Regions from separate parts of the Homo sapiens genome. Here region 1 is linked to region 2. A link is a contact called in ENCODE Hi-C or POLR2A ChIA-PET data. All regions are on one chromosome and are shown on one strand. Each heading gives the region's core, a stretch centred on a gene start or an enhancer-like site at or near the end of the contact. The rest is flanking DNA. Distances are from core to core; before and after follow the strand shown.

Evidence for each region. A loop is a pair of places that touch in the nucleus more often than their neighbours do. ChIA-PET counts read pairs that join two places held with the same protein, here RNA polymerase II (POLR2A). Pooled maps may share reads with other maps.
Region 1: a loop to region 2 is called in a map of natural killer cell, with 4 times the contacts of the local background. The contact joins two enhancer-like sites. A Hi-C loop is called at or near these places in 7 of 168 maps with a recorded cell type or tissue (HepG2, IMR-90, PC-3 and 4 more) and 1 of 50 pooled maps. POLR2A ChIA-PET finds 5 or more read pairs at or near these places in 1 of 52 experiments (WTC11).

The regions. Positions count from the first base shown.
Region 1 is chr16:14,238,196-14,241,792 of GRCh38, forward strand. It overlaps MRTFB (myocardin related transcription factor B), which reads left to right. Exons shown (of 17, transcript NM_001308142.2): 10 at 2,042-2,289. Among named protein-coding and RNA genes, the nearest start is that of TRT-CGT2-1, 46 kb to the right of the region's middle. Within about 2 kb of position 2,261, at least 2 of the 41 ENCODE cell types and tissues checked have a DNase peak (open chromatin) inside an H3K27ac peak, as active enhancers do.
Region 2 is chr16:14,179,999-14,183,847 of GRCh38, forward strand. All of the region lies in intron 3 of MRTFB (myocardin related transcription factor B), which reads left to right. Among named protein-coding and RNA genes, the nearest start is that of TRT-CGT2-1, 100 kb to the right of the region's middle. Within about 2 kb of position 1,558, at least 2 of the 41 ENCODE cell types and tissues checked have a DNase peak (open chromatin) inside an H3K27ac peak, as active enhancers do.

The sequences.
Region 1 (3,597 bases), core at 1,011-3,510, 59 kb after region 2:
CACTGAACATCCAACAGTGCACGGGATGGGCTCCCACAACACAATTACTTAGCTCAAAACATCAGTAGAGACACTGTCGAGAGGCAGAAGGAGACAGAATTAGGTAAAGGTTTTGCCAGGTGTCTATGACAAAGGGGGGGACTGTGCAAGTGAGGGGACCGTGGGATATAGCTTGGTAAGGAGGGAAGTGAGGAACATGTAAAGGTTGTAACAGAAAAGGATTGTAGGTCTCAGTGGCATCAAATAATTGTTGTAGTTGGCATCCTGGATGGAGTGAATTGACAAAATACGTGGTGGGTATCAGAGATTGGGATGCTGGGAAGCGAGGGAGGTTCAAATAATTACAAGATCTAGGCTATCATCACACAGTGACTGGCTGAGAGAGGAGATGAGATACCTGGAAGCAATGAAGTCGAGGAACTAAGAGACCAGAATGTTAGAAGGATTGTACATGTGGATATTAAAATCATCAAGAACAGTCACTAAAGTTATGTTGAAGAAAGTAAAGAGCATTGGGATTGTCATATGTGTCGTAGAAGTCAGTAAAGAACTAGGAGGCCAGGTCCTGATGCTCAAGTCTGAAAGCATGAGATGAGATTAACAACCAATCATTTCCAATACATAATTACTTTTTATAAATTCTTATTTACCAGTGTTTAAAAATAGGCTCCTAGTTAATTGGATTATATTATGTCCAGTAGTATGCCGGTAAATGTTTAATAACTGGCTGGGCTCAGAGGGCAGATTATAGCCTTTGCCAATTCCCATGGTGTAAATATTCCCACAGTGGCCAGTTTCAGGCTACCGGTGTGATATTGCTGAATGCACAATTGGGAGAAACAGCACACGTTTGGTTCTCATGAGTAAGAGCTGGCTCCAGCACCCCGCTGGCTATGTCCGTAAACTGTTATGTAAAAATGGCCATAAAAATCTTGTTGCAGAATCATTCTTTTATACCAGGGATTTAAGAATTCATGACATGTCAGATGAAGAGAGAAAGGCACATTTCTAATAAGCATATATGGTATCATCCCAATTATATTAAAACATATCCAAAGGAAGGATATAAACAAGAATGTTAATAGTCACATTCTATGAATGTTAGAATAGCCTAACATTAGAAATGAGACTATTCCTAACCTGCAGAATGCAGTGAGTTTTGTTTTATTCTTCTTTGGTTGCAGTGTCCTAATTCTTTGGATATGAATATAGATAATGTGATCATATCAATAGCTCCATTTAATTGAGTACTTCTCAAAGTCTTTGTATTAAGTTGGGTATGTTCCCTACAGAAGCTTAGCAATACTTTCGTATATTTTCTTTTTTGTTTGTTTGGATGGGTTTTTTTCAGATGACGCTATCTTAGAATCTGAATACTGAAAAGTATAAAGTGATCTGATAACTTAAAAACTGAGAAGACAACAAGACCTCAGGAAAACATCATCTGATTCCTAATCTTGAGATGAGGGATACATGGTCTCACATCCCAGTTTCAAAGGAAAAATGTAGTATTTGAAAAATTTTCAAATTCATGTTCATATCATTCAGTATTTGTTTTTGTATTATATTGCTTAAAGATAGTTTATATTGTTTTCTTCTCATTGGAAGCATTTTTTCATTTTTACATATTCTCCACAGAATTTTTAGGTATTACATGGTTTTGGTGAAGTATACTTAACCTTTTCCCATTGTATATTTAGCATGCAGCTTGTTTTTTACTAGGAGATTGTATGTGTAAGCACTTGGTAGTGTGTTCACACGGGAGACCCAAGGTCAGCGTGCATTGAGTTTGAACAGCTCATGCTGAGCATCTTGCCCATACCCTGAGGGAACAGTGCAGCAGGAGAAAATTTATTGGTCAAAGTTAATATGCAAACGTTTTCATGGCTTTTGAAACGAATTTAGCATATTGCTTTCCAAAGTGGCTGTACCCGTATCTAAGGTACATTTCTTTTTAATTTCAAATCATTTAGTCACGCAGTACAAAAGATTTTATGTGGTGACATCTCTTTAAATGTTATTTTCTTTTTCTCAAAAATAGCAAAGCCATCCCAAGAATCCAAATGACAAACACCGTAGCAAAAAGTGCAAAGATCCCAAACCACGGGTAAAGAAGTTAAAGTACCACCAATACATTCCACCAGATCAGAAGGGTGAGAAGAATGAGCCGCAGATGGACTCTAACTACGCCCGCCTGCTCCAGCAGCAGCAGCTGTTCCTGCAACTGCAGATCCTGAGTCAGCAGAAGCAGCACTACAACTACCAGACCATCCTGCCTGCACCATTCAAGTACGGCGGGGCCCATGCTATCCTCAACGCGGGGTTTTCTGTGGTTTTTTATGAGGAACTATAAGTTACCAAAAGTTGAATGTTGTCATTTATTTGTGCTCAGTAATGATTTTCATTTCTTTGTTATCAGAGCTTATCACACAGTGTCTGAAGTCCACATGGTGAGAGTGGCCTGCATTCCATTCCAGTTTCTGTCCTCCAAAATAGGTTCTGAATTTTTACAAGTTAGAAATGCCTTTTCACAATTATTCATCCAGATTTGCCTATTATTAGAACACCAAAATAGTACTAGATGCTCTGAGAAAAGCGTAAGTAGTATAATACCTGGCATAAACAGCTAAAAGAAGAGAAGGATGGGCATGAAAGCTGGAGTGGTCAAAGGAAAGCCTGGTGGAAAAGACAGGATCTTTGTATATAGAAGGCTCGAGAAGGGCCTTTCCAGGCACAGGGGAATGCTGTGAGCACTAGTACAGAGGAAGGAATAGAGTAAGTAGTGCCTCTTCATTGGAAGGTGAGAAAAATTGCCTAAACAAAGAATCTGATTAATTTTTAAGTAAAAAGTGGAAGACAAAAATCGAGTACAGCCAATGTCTAAGGGGACTTGAAGCTGGGCAGAAGACCTTACTCAACACAGCAGATAGACAACGGAGTGCTTCAGAGCAGGCTGCTGACGCAGTGAGGCCAAAATATAAGAAAAAACAGCTGGATGCTGGTGTTGAAGGGACGTCTGGAGACAATGAAGAGCTCTGGCAGCAGAGTGAGTGTTTCAGAAGACAGTTAAAGGCCTTGGTGACGAACAACTGCGGAGAAGGAAGGTGTTTTCAAAGTTTGAACCCAACTGTGGGGGACGGAAGGGAGTGAATTCTGACAATTTCTGAAACTGAATTCACAGCAAGACATCAATGGCTAATTTTAATTACGTAATAAAGAAAATTTCTGGATATACATTCCCAATATGCTTTTTCTGGGAAACAGAGATAAAAATGCAAAGATCTTGTCTTCATTTTCCTCACTTTTCATGAAAAAGAAATATTTGCATTTAACTCTAGAAAGAGATGCAAAAGCTCATTATAATGAAAAATTATTAGCCATGATCAGGTTATTCAACTTATGATTATACGACCTGTAGAAACTTCTGCTTTCTACATGTCGCGTAAGCATTCCCTCATAGGTAGCCCCTCTTTTCCCTCTTAAGATTCAAATATCTTGAGGAAGATTAAACCTATTAGTAATTCAGACCTGATTGTGAAGTACTTAAATCTAAAACATCAGGGCATGGAGATGAAGAGAGAAAGAACTTTGTATCCA
Region 2 (3,849 bases), core at 308-2,807:
AGCAGTGCATGGTGGGACCACATATTGGTCTACAGCGATTGGAAGTTTTAAAATATTTCTCTTAACCACAGATAATTACAGAAGCACCGGTATAAAGAACATTCTAATAAGAGTAAAAGAATGGAAAAGAGGAGAAAGTGGCAGTCAGAAATAGTTAAAAGCTCTAGACCATATTCCTTAAGAGACAGAGATTGTGTCACACACACACCTAACATGTCCCCAGTGCATAGAATGATCTTAGTAAATGCACATTGGCCTTCAGTGAGTTACATTAATGATGTCTAGACATATTTGTATCAATAAGGTGATGAAATGACATTAAAAGTCTTTCAAATATCCATAGCTAGGGAAGTTATCTCAGAATTTGAGGAAGACTGATCATATCATCTGAGGAAAGTTCTTTGTTGTAAATCTTGTAGTCAGTTGTATTTATATAAGTAACTATAAAGCTTAGAAATGGAGACAGGACTTGAATGACTTTTTCTAAGTTGATGAAAGTGTGTTCTGTCATTTCTTGATTACTCATGCTAATGATTGGAGCAGGAAGAGACAAATGGCCCCAGTCTCTTACACAAGTGTAGTCAGAACACTTGTGTTGCAGGCTGCCGCTGTCATGTGAATGGCTGCCTGAGGAGGAGCCACGCAAGCTGTCCTCTGCCTGTGCTGCCATTCCCTTGTCCCACACAGCACTCTCCCTCAGTCCGAGCACAGGCCTGTCATGGGACCATGCATGGGGAAATTCCAACCCTGAAAAGCCTTCTTTGCCTTTCATGTCCTCAGAGAGGGTGAAGCAAACCTGGAGGGGAGGGAGGTGCTGAATGTGCTGGTGTGCCGGTCTGTTCCAGGGTGGGGGACAACAAGCACAGATGACAAACCAGTGATCAGACTGTTTGGCCCTGTTGTGGTGTTCAATTCTGCTGCAGTGCTTAACTGTGAAACATGGATGATTTCCTTCAAAATCTTATTACCCTAGAAAGGTCAGAAAAATGTATCCTTCCTTATGAAACAGCGGTTTTCATAGGGGCTAATTTGTTAATCTGTTTACATCTGAAGTACTGTATGTTCAGTATATATTTTTAAAGTGATAAAGTGAAGGACTTTTTCAATATATATTTTAAAAGTGATAACCATAAAGAACTTTAAAGACATGCTATCTGATTTAAGAGATAGCACTCTTTAAGTGTTCTTTGTTTAAATAAAAAAAAATTTTTTTTTAATTAACCGTTGGGATTTACCATAACCATTTAGTAACAGTCTAAAGGTATAGTATTTTACGGTGGTGTTTATAATGTTAAAAGCGAGAAAAATATGGATCAAATATGTATTTTACTAAAAATATGGTAGCATTAGGAAAAAAATTTACGTGTACCCTAGACTGAAATTTTCCTTCCTAAATACATCCAATCTCATTATCTGTGTAGATTTTGTAATACTCTGACTCAGCCTGTGTGAAGGAAGTTGCAAAGCTTACTATTATTCACTTGAGTGAATAGCTACTGAGGATCTATTAGCAAGTACTGAGACATAGAAGATGAAGAGAAAAGGTCATCTTTACTCAATCTTTATGTCAAGAATGCTACCAGAAAAGTATGCCTCAATATTTACCCATCTCTTTGCATTTGTTACTAATTATTTTATTCATTACTCTTGAATGTTTTTACATTGTGAAACATTGCCCAGTTGGAAATATTACGAGGTTTTTTTCATAGTGAAGTATAGTATCATCACAGCAATATTCTTTTTATCAGTAGTTTTATAAGCATATATTAACTCTGCCAAGTTTTTGTGTAAGTCCCTTGAGCTGCATTTGTTTGTATTCTGATTCCCTGAAGACTTTCTTGGATTGTTCCTAGTCTCTAAGCCATACAGTTTTTCTCACACTTATTAAATATCTGCCTGGGGTGGTGGGAAAATGGACTTGATTTATGGTCATCTCTTTCATACTAAAAGAGCTCTTTTCAGTGTGCATACACACAAACACCATGGAAGCAGATTTATCATAGCAGAAGTGACTTTCATCACATATTATTTGAAGTTAAATGTTACTCGTGACATTAGAGCCAAATGACAGTGAAGATGATGTACCACATATAGTAGAGGAACAAGGGCAAACCTACTGGAAAGCAATTCAGGTGACAGTGGTGGGGGTTTCTCCTACTGAGGGATACTGCAGGTCTCCTCCATCTCTCCCTAATTCATTCCAAAAGGCATTGTGTGGAGCTGAGCTAGGCAGCTGCCCCGTGGGAGAGGGGGAGGCAGGCCAGTGTAGAGTGAAGAGGCTTCTGCACAGTTTTAGCCACAGCAGTGGCAGTGGTGATGTATACAGGGTGTCCATGAGTGGAGTGGCAGAAGCTATGGGAGACAGGTTTCTCCCTGTAGGAGAAGGGGCCACAAATACAGAAAAAAATGAGAGCGAACCTGTGGCACTGGAATGGAATTGGAGGCATTGGGATGAACTCATGGTTTTCAATACATATAAATAAATACAGACATACGTACTTAAATATAGATGTATATTTACATCCATTCATATATAGAGATATAAATGTTATGTAGATGTGTGTGTATACATCCACACACATATAAACTCAGACATGTTCCTCAGCTCTGTCTGCAGAGAAGGCCTGGGAACAGTGACACCCTTGCAGCAGTGAGCATACCTAGCATTCAGACCTTGGGTTCTAAACAAAGCAGGGAAAAAGTACAACATGAGTCTGGGACATCTTGTGCCGGGAAGTAAGAAGGTAATAAACTGCTCAAAGAATGATAGAATCATGACAATAAGAAACTGGGAGTTCACACTAGCCAAATCTGGGACAATTTGGGCATTAAAATAAATAATGAAAGTCACAGATTATAAGCTATTGCATGAAATAGGAGACTGTAAGTAGGTAACATAAACCATGTAAAGAGAATTTTTTTTTCTTATAGTAGGATGTGCCACTAATAAATGTAGAAGGAATGATGGAGTTTTCAAATTCACCATTTGGCAGCCATCATAGTGATAAATAATTTAGCCAAACACACCAATGGATTGTTCTCAAAGCACCTTCCCACAGAATAATTATATACAAAAAGAATAATTTCGCCATGGAGAAATCTGGCCAGTACCAAGGTGTCAAAATATACATCATCAGTTTTGAGACAATTAATATACTTGAATTTGTGTATTACCTGATAGGATGCAAAGATTGCATCATTATTTCTGGGGTATTCCTGTTGAAAATGTATCACCAGAACCTAATCCTAAGGACAGAACAGACAGACTCAAATTGAGGATAATACTATAAAATAACTGGCCTGTAATCATCAAAATTCAAGGAAAGATAAGTGAAGAAAGACTGAGAGAATGTTAGAGATGGACAAAAACTAAAGAGACTTAATAATTCAAGAACTCAATGTCATATGTGATCCTGGTTTGGATCCTTTTACTATACAGGATATTGTTGGGACAATTGGTGGAACTTGAATGCAGATATATCAATGTTAACTTGTTTCCTCTTTTTATGTGTTTGTTTTTTTTCTTATCAATGTTAATTTGATATATCTATACCGACTAAGCAGTCATCAATATCATCTTGATATTGATTATTATATTTTGGTTCTGTAGGAGAATATCCTTGTTTGTAGGAATTACACACCTGAACACTTAGGGTAAAGAAGTATCATGTTAGAACCTATTCAGAGATGATTCTGGGGGAAATGCTCTGTAAATTTGAAATTATTTCAAAAAATTTTTTTAATAAATGTTCTTTCAGGCACATTCACCACTAGAGAAATTACTTTCTTTGAGAACTACAAAGACACAACTTTTGATATAAACCTACAGCAGAATAATGTGTTTTCTTA